Linked DNA regions of Homo sapiens: region 2 is linked to region 1. Evidence: chromatin contacts called from ENCODE Hi-C data. All regions are on one chromosome and are shown on one strand. Each heading gives the region's core, a stretch centred on a gene start or an enhancer-like site at or near the end of the contact. The rest is flanking DNA. Distances are from core to core; before and after follow the strand shown.

Region 1 (4,134 bases), core at 1,011-3,510:
TTGCCAAAACATAGAAGCGACCAAGACATCCTTCAGTACGCAAAGAGATAATCAATGGAATATTATTCAGTGCTAAAAAGGAAATGAACTACCATGCTACGAAGAGACATGAAGGGACCTTGAATGTGTATTTCTAAGTGAAAGAAGCCAATCTGAAGAGGGTACATACTGTATGATTCTAATCAAATGACATTCTGGAAAAGGCAAAACTATGGAGACAGTAAAAAGACAAGTGGTTGCCTGGGGTTAGAGAGGGAGGGAAGGATGAATAGGCAAGGCACAGAGGATTTCTAGGGCAGTGAAACTATCTAGTATGAATAGTGGATACATGTCATTATACTTTTGTCAAAACCTATAGAATACACAACACCAAGAATGAACCCTAATGCAAACTATGGACTTTGGGTGATAAAGATGTGTCAATACAGATTCCTCAGTGGTAACAAATATATCACTGTGGTGTGGGATGTTGATACTGTGGGGGCAAGGTGTACATGGGAATTCTGTACTTTCTGCTTAATGTTGCTGTGAACCTAAAACTGCTCTAAAATTTTTTTGAAGGAAAAAATTCTTTTAATTTCAGTTGTCAAAGGAACTTTTAAGATATAGAAACTTTCAGGAATAAGCACTGGTTTAAAAATTTGTGACAGGATTATTTTCTGAAGATCACTTTTGTCTGTTACAGTCAGCTACAGAATACCCTGTAAAGATGAGAACCAAGGACACATAACTTGAGCTTCAGATGTAGCTATCAAGTCTGTCCCTGTTCAGCAGAATTACAGGCCGTCTCCTCCTTGTTCTATCTACCCGGCTGGAAAAAGGAGGGTCAGTCCTCACACACTGCTCTACAGAATGTACCCAACTGTCACATGTGGTCTTGCTCCTACTGACAGAGGGGAATGTTCCCCTAAGATAGTTCACAGTAAGACATTAGTTACTGCCTAGAGAGAATAATGCTTAAATAGAAAGAAATGAGAATTTAATAATAGGAGTTTTTGCCATCAAGCAAGGTCCAGTGGGAAAGATATTAGGGGCAGTGACCTCTGCCTCCCTCTCATATCACAGTGTGCAGCCGCTAAACCATCCACCAGTACACCTCCACCCCATTCACATTCCCACGAAGGATCATTTACTTTCTGAATCCAAATCATCTTTGCCCTGAGGCAATATTCTTTTTAGGATGCACACCAGGCATGTTCCTGCCTTAAGATCTCTGTACTTCCTGTTCTCTCTGTTGAAAATGTACTTCCTCAAACACCCGCGTGGCTTGTTCGCTCACATGGGAAAAGATTACCACTGAGCTAGTTTTAACTCCCCTGATTACCCAAGGCCCAGCCTTTATATTTCTCTAACTTCGGGACTCATGGATCACTGACAGATTATCAGAATGTTAGCTGGAAGGGACTTCAGACACTACCTGTCCACTGGTTCCAAGTTGTTTGGCTCATTGTTAGAATTACCCCAGAAGTTTTGTGTGTGTTTGTGTGTGTGTGTGTAATCAACAAAGCTTCACAAGCTCTACCTCTAGGAATTCGGTTCAGTGGATCTGAAGTTGAGGCTCAGGAAACACCATTCCAATCTACCATCATTATTATTATTAATTAATATTATTTAAAAAACAAAAACAGAGAGATGAAATGATGTGCCCAAAGACACTGATTTTAAGGCAGAGAAGACCCTCAGATCATAAAATCAGGGTAGAGAAGATCCCCAAGTCAAAGTCCCTTCCATTTTATCTGGTATTAAGTCTAGGTTCTCATATGCTAGAGCTGAAAATCAGTAAGTGGGAAAATAGCTTAACTAAGTTCCTTTTTCTGCCTTTGGACAGGGTGAGGCATGAAAGTGAAAGGATATGGCATAGTGAGAAAAAAGGATTTTCATTCACATCTGTTCTGTAAAAACCTAAAGTAGTTTTTTTAAAAAACCTTTCTTAAACCCTTAAAGACATAAGGCTGATGGATGGGTGTACACCTGATACCTAAATATCCCCTTGGGAACTCATAAAAGATAAGAATATTCCCAGGAACCTTGGGTGTTTTTATAACCCACAGGGTGGATTCTCTTTGGTGACTTTTGACAGTTATAATCTTAGATGGGTCACAAGTTATTGCTCTCTCCAATTCCCACCAGGGCTTGCTACATCACTGTTCAGCAATTATTTGGCTTTTGTTACTGTAACAATAAAAGGATAAGGCTAAGCCAGAGCCTGACTCACCACAGGAGTCATAACAGGAGAACCAGGGATGTGGGGACCAGTTCAGCCAGCATTCCGCTTCAGCACAGAGCTGAGCAGAACTTGAGGAAAAAAGGCTTCAGAAGCTGCCCAGTCAGTGACTGGCCTGCAGACTCCAGAGCTGGATTAACCTCATCTTCTGCCTGGAACACTGTCATTCTGGACACAGTTAGCTATGGTGATTAATAACAAGTGCTTTACCCTGTTATGTCATCAATGCTTATCCAAATATGACCGAGACAAAAGCTGATGTCAGTTGTTAGCGTCTATGAAAATCTCCTATATTAAGATTGCTGATTTATTCCTAGTAAGTGATGTATCCTCAGAGGGAAAAGACAAATGTTCTTGAACCCTAAATCAGACACAACACTGCATTCCTTGATTCATTCACTCTTATCAGTCTGGAATTATATCTCAAAATCTCTACCCTCAGCCAGCAGAAATAAACTCTTCTAACTAGTCAAAGAAAAATTCTCATGGTACGTAAAAATCAGTAAAAAGGGAAGGAATGCAGGAAGCGCAGAAGAACGTGTGACCACAATACCCAACCCATCAGAGTCACACCCAACCATTTACGACCTCTCTGTGAAGCTTGTCACAAAGCACAAGACCATCAGCTGACTAGGGTTTGTTTTTTCTCTCTACCCACTTCATTCAACCTGTCCAACTGCTACATTTTCTATTAAGTAGCATCAGGGTAGAGTGGTTTTCACACTGTTTCCAGGAGCAGCAGTGAGAAACATTCTTTCCATTCCTACAAACCTGCATTACGCTTACTTTTAATGACCTTTTATTATACTCTTCAGAATTCTTTGGTCTGTTGCCTTAGCATATCTCTCTCTAAATCTGTGACTATTTTTATATTTCCTAGTCAGTAATCCCAACTGCTATAAATAAAGACTGGTCATAAAATCATGGTCAGCTTATCTATGTGAAGCAGCTCACCAGGGAACAATGCACTCAAGTTTCTGTACTTACTTTCTTGTTAAGTAACTACCACAGACAATCTAAGGACTTCCCTTTTTTAATAGAATTATCTCATCTAAAAATGTACATAAAATGGATATACTCATTTAGAATCATCCTGGTGATTCTAAAGCAGTACAGAGAATTTCTTCTGAATTCAAATTTCAAGATATGAAACTGTAAAGCACAATTGACTCTGAAGTGCTCTGTTTCAGTTCCTTTTCAGTGTGTAAGGGGTATACTTTAAAGACATGGCAAGTTTTCTCTTGCCACCAGAGCAACAATGATTCACAAATATGTGTGGCAAGTCCCAGATTTCTCATATAAACAGCCGTAAGAATTTTGTTTGCTAATTTGCCGGGAAAGTTTGAAAAACTCAAAAGTTGTTGGCAGCTTTGCTATAGTCAATATTTTAAGAAAGAGGATTGAAAGCAATTATTTGAGGATGATACCATATACCTGGCATCATATTTAAGAGTCACTAGATTTTATTTTTTTGAGATGGAGTCTTGCTGTGTTGCCCAGGCTGGGGTGCAGTGGCACGATCTCGGCTCACTGCAACCTCTGCATCCCAGGTTCAAGTGATTATCCTGCTTCAGCATCCCAAGTAGCTGGGATTACAGGTACCTGCTACCACATCTAGCTAATTTTTGTATTTTTAGTAAAGATGGGGTTTCACCATGTTGGCCAGGCTGATCTCGAACTCCTGACCTCAAGTGATCTGCCCACCTCAGCCTCCCAAAGTGCTGGGATTACAGGCATGAACGCCACCATGCCCAGCAAAGAGTCACTAGATTTGAAGGGAGTTTTAGCAAGGAATTTTTACTGACAAGCCATTTAAGATGCCTCTCATCAAACTTGGTAGTTTTTTGTTGACTCTAGAATTTTGTGAAATGAATTGAACCCCAACATCTGCCTTTATAGAGGTTAGGGGG
Region 2 (4,134 bases), core at 767-3,266, 270 kb before region 1:
CCAGGAGTTCGAGGTGGCAGTGAGCCGTGATTGTGCCATTGCATTCCAGCATGAGCAATGGAGTGAGACCATCTTAAAATAAATAAATAAATAAATAAATAAATAAAGTCTTTGTTGTGCATGTATCAGAACGCATATATCTTTTCTAGATTGTAAGCTTCTAGAGGCGAGAGAAAAAGTCTGTACAGTCACTTTGTACATCAAGACATGCCAAAAGACAACTGGGATTCTCACTATTATTCCCATTTCCCATTATTATTATTTGACACTTTTTATTATTATTTGATTATTTGATAATAATGGGAGATGATGGAATAAAGCAAAAGATCATTTTGAGACTGTAGGTGGGATTTAAATGCTAGAGAAGTGCTTCATAGGTAACATAAATAATACAATTAAAATTAAAATGCTTTACTATTTTTACTTTTTTTTCAGCTTGAGAATGCATTAGTGTTTTTTAAAAACACTCTCCTCAAACCCATTTTTCCTATTACTAAAAATCTAATTAAAAGCAGGAAAGAACAATCAAAACCAAAAGGTGATTAAAAGTAAAAAGTAATATCCTGTGACAATTTTCATGTGCCAAATATAGAACTCACATAGAACACCAAATTAAAGCAGAAACCAAATGAAATTCAGGATTCCAAATTTTTGTGCTTTAAATATATGGTTGATCTCTGGCTTGGTAAAACCAAACAATTTGCCATGAAAACAGCCAATACAAAAACCCCAAGTCTTCTTGACTAGAAGACTTCTTGAACAGAAATCAGTATATTTGTCTTAGCCTGCTCAGGCTGCTATAACAAAATACCTGGAACTGGGTAGCTTATAAAAAACAGAAATTTATTTCTCGCAGTTCTGGAAGCTAGAAAGCCTGAGAACAGGGTGTGCACCAGCAGATTCGGTGTCTGGTGAGGATCAGTTTCCTGATTTCTTAGAAGGCAGCTTCTTGCTGTGTCCTCACATGGTGGAAGGGGCAAGGAAGCTCTCTGGAGTCTCTTTTTTTGGCCACTAATTCCATTCATGTGGGTGGAGCCCTCATGACCTAATTGCCTCCCTAAAGGCCACACCTCTAAAAAACATCACTTTGGAGGTTAGGATGTCAACACATGAATTTTGGGAGGGACACAAACACACCATGACAGTGTTTTAAAGTTTCCAGTTATTATTATTATTATTTATTTATTTATTTTTGAGATGGGATCTCACTCTGTCACCCAGGTTGGAGTGCTATGGCATGATCTCAGCTCACTGCGACCTCCACCTCCCAGGTTCAAGTGATTCTCCTGTCTCAGCTTCCTGAGTAGCTGGGATTACAGGCTTGCACCACCACACCCAGCTAATTTCTGTATTTTTAGTAGAGATGGGGTTTCACTGTGTTGGCCAAGCTGGTCTCAAACTCCTGACCTCAAGTGATTCACCCGCCTCAGCCTCCCAAAGTGCTGGGATTACAGGCATGAGCCACCATGCCTGGCCTCCAGTTGGTTTTTACATGACAAATTAGTTTGTCCACTGGATCATATTGATCTAGGAAACTAGGTAATGTTCAAGTTGTGTAGGACCACCTCTATCTCCAATGTCAAGTGAGAAATTTGTCTTTTTACTTCCTGCTTTTCCTTACAATCCACCCACACAATCCCATGTCTTTCCTTACAATCCACCCATGCAGTCATCAAGCTTTCTTCACCTTCTAACCCTCAGCCATTCTCCATTAAATACCCAGGCTTTGGAAGGTTCTCTCAAATTTATTCAGCCTAAGATAAAAAGTGCTGACCAACTTAGTGAAGTGCTTATATGAAAAATATTGGCATTTGAGTAGAGGAAGTCTTGAAGCCCTCAGTGTTTCTCCACTGGGGCACTATTTGCCCTTAGGACAGAGCCATTTCCATGCCAGTAGGAACTCCGCACTCTCATCTTTTCGAAATTCAGAAACTTGGTGTAGAACTAGTGCTATCAAGTTCTAGTCTGGATTCCTGCCAATTGCTTGGGGATTTATTTATTTATTTAAGGGATATTTATTGGAGATGTACTACAAAGCCAGGCACTGTTCTGGATCTCAGAGCAAGCTTTGGTGCTCATGACTGCACAGGAATCATGACGTAAAATACATAATACACTGAAAACTTTCTTTAACAAACATTATTTGTATGCTGTTCTTTCCGATTTTCCCCCTTTACTTTCCATTTAATTTTTGAAGCAAAATCAAAAAAATAAAATCAAAGTTTAGATTTAACTTTCAAATATCTGTCTCCCCAGTCCTCTGCTTTTTTTCACATTTAAAAATATGATTTTTAGAGGTAGCTTGCCTTTTTTTCTATGTTATTTATATATAAACTTGAGACTCTTGATTACATCCCCTCTTTGGTAATTGGAAAAGAAAATGAAAGTGCCACCTGTTTGCTACCGTAATAGCATTGGTTTACATATCTCAGTTTCAGTACTTTATTTGACAGGATATTACTTTGTTCCATTAAATTGAAAGCTTCTGTTTTCATTTTGTTTCCAGTATATTAGTCATCATCACTCTGTTACCTAAGAGTTTCTTTCTAGGTAATTAAAGATCTCTTTGTATCATGCTTTAACACTGAGTTCGAAATGAATTAACCAATGGGACTTTGGTCTCCTGAGTTTGGTAACATCTGCTTTAAGGAAAGAAATTTTTCAATAAATTTTAAAAGTGTAAAAGAAAAATTTGATTATACATTTCTAATACAGCTGGGTTTATAAAGCATGCCATCTTATTAAATAATGAGAGTAATTTATAAGAAAGTATTACTAACCTCAAACGTTGGGTTAGAAACCAAAGAAGCTAACCTTCCCTCCCAAGAAAAACCCTCCTAAGAAAAACACATTAAAAGAAAATCTGGGCCAGGTGTGATGGCTCACACTTGTAATCCCAGCACTTTGGGAGGCCGAGGCGGCAGATCACCTGAGGTCAGGAGTTTGAGACCAGCCTGACCAACATGGAGAAACCCCATCTCTACTAATAATGCAAAAATTAGCCAGGCGTGGTGGCAGGCACCTGTAATCCCAGCTACTTGGGAGGCTGAGGCACGAGAATCACTTGAACCTGGGAGGCGGAGATTGTGGTTGTGGTGAGCCGAGACCGCACCATTGTACTCCAGCCTGCGCAACAAGAGCGAAACTCTGTCTCAAAAAAAAAGAAAATCTGTTTAGGCCAGGCGCAGTGGCTCGCGCCTGTAATCCTAGCACTTTGGGAGGCCAAGGTGGGCAGATCACCTGAGGTCAGGAGTTCGAAACCATCCTGGCCAACATGGCAAAATCCTGTCTCTGCTAAAAATACAAAAATTACCCAGGCATGGTGGCAGGTGCCTGTAATCCCAGATATTCGGGAGGCTGAGGCAGGAGAATCGGTCTAACCTAGGAGGTGGAGGCTGCAGTGAGCCGAGACGGCACCATTACACTCCAGCCTGGGCAAGAGCGAGACTCCATCTCAAAAAAAAAAAAAATCTGTTTAGTGCCAGGAATGGTGATGCATGTCTGTAATCCCAGCGACTCTGGAGGCTGAGGTGGGAGAATCCTTTGAGCCCAGGAGTTTGAGGCTGCAGTGAGCTATGATTGTATTACTATACTCCAACCTGGGCAACAGAGCAAGACTCTATCTCTAAAGAAAAAAAGAAAGAAAAGAAGGAAAAAATTGTTTAAGTATGTTTTAAAGTATTTATTACTGTTTATTACCATTAAAAAATGGACATCAGGACTTTACCCCTACTTTTCCTATATTTTAAATTGTGAACATGTATTCAAACTGTAAATGAAAATAACATGCTTTTATTAGGCATTTAAAATAAAATGCTTTTCATAATATGCTGGGTTTTTTCATGATATGCTGGTTGTCCCATTACTATTCTAGTAACAAGACATTACATAGATAGATATTTCAACTAATAGAAATCAAAACAGCAGTTACAAAAATAGAAGTAACCATGAAATTAATTATAGCTTGCTGTATGCTGTATAATAATAACAGAGTAAACTTATCACCCAGAATTAAAACTATAGGTCAAAAGAGCAATCTTTTGGGAGTTGGTAATCTTTAGCCATCAGTGAAAGTGTTAGAATGACACAGACCAAGGTTTGAGGATAAGTTTTAATGCTTATTGGAAGTGTGAT

The links. A loop is a pair of places that touch in the nucleus more often than their neighbours do. Pooled maps may share reads with other maps.
Region 2: a loop to region 1 is called in a map with no recorded cell type, with 8 times the contacts of the local background. The contact joins two enhancer-like sites. A Hi-C loop is called at or near these places in 2 of 37 single-sample maps with no recorded cell type and 9 of 50 pooled maps.

What each region holds. Positions count from the first base shown.
Region 1 is chr4:158,809,022-158,813,155 of GRCh38, reverse strand. All of the region lies in intron 1 of FNIP2 (folliculin interacting protein 2), which reads right to left. Among named protein-coding and RNA genes, the nearest start is that of FNIP2, 42 kb to the right of the region's middle. RefSeq lists a silencer at 2,005-2,299. Within about 2 kb of position 2,260, at least 30 of the 41 ENCODE cell types and tissues checked have a DNase peak (open chromatin) inside an H3K27ac peak, as active enhancers do.
Region 2 is chr4:159,076,178-159,080,311 of GRCh38, reverse strand. It overlaps a transcript of SPMIP2 not described here. Among named protein-coding and RNA genes, the nearest start is that of RAPGEF2, 25 kb to the left of the region's middle. RefSeq lists an enhancer at 2,412-2,561. Within about 2 kb of position 2,016, at least 5 of the 41 ENCODE cell types and tissues checked have a DNase peak (open chromatin) inside an H3K27ac peak, as active enhancers do.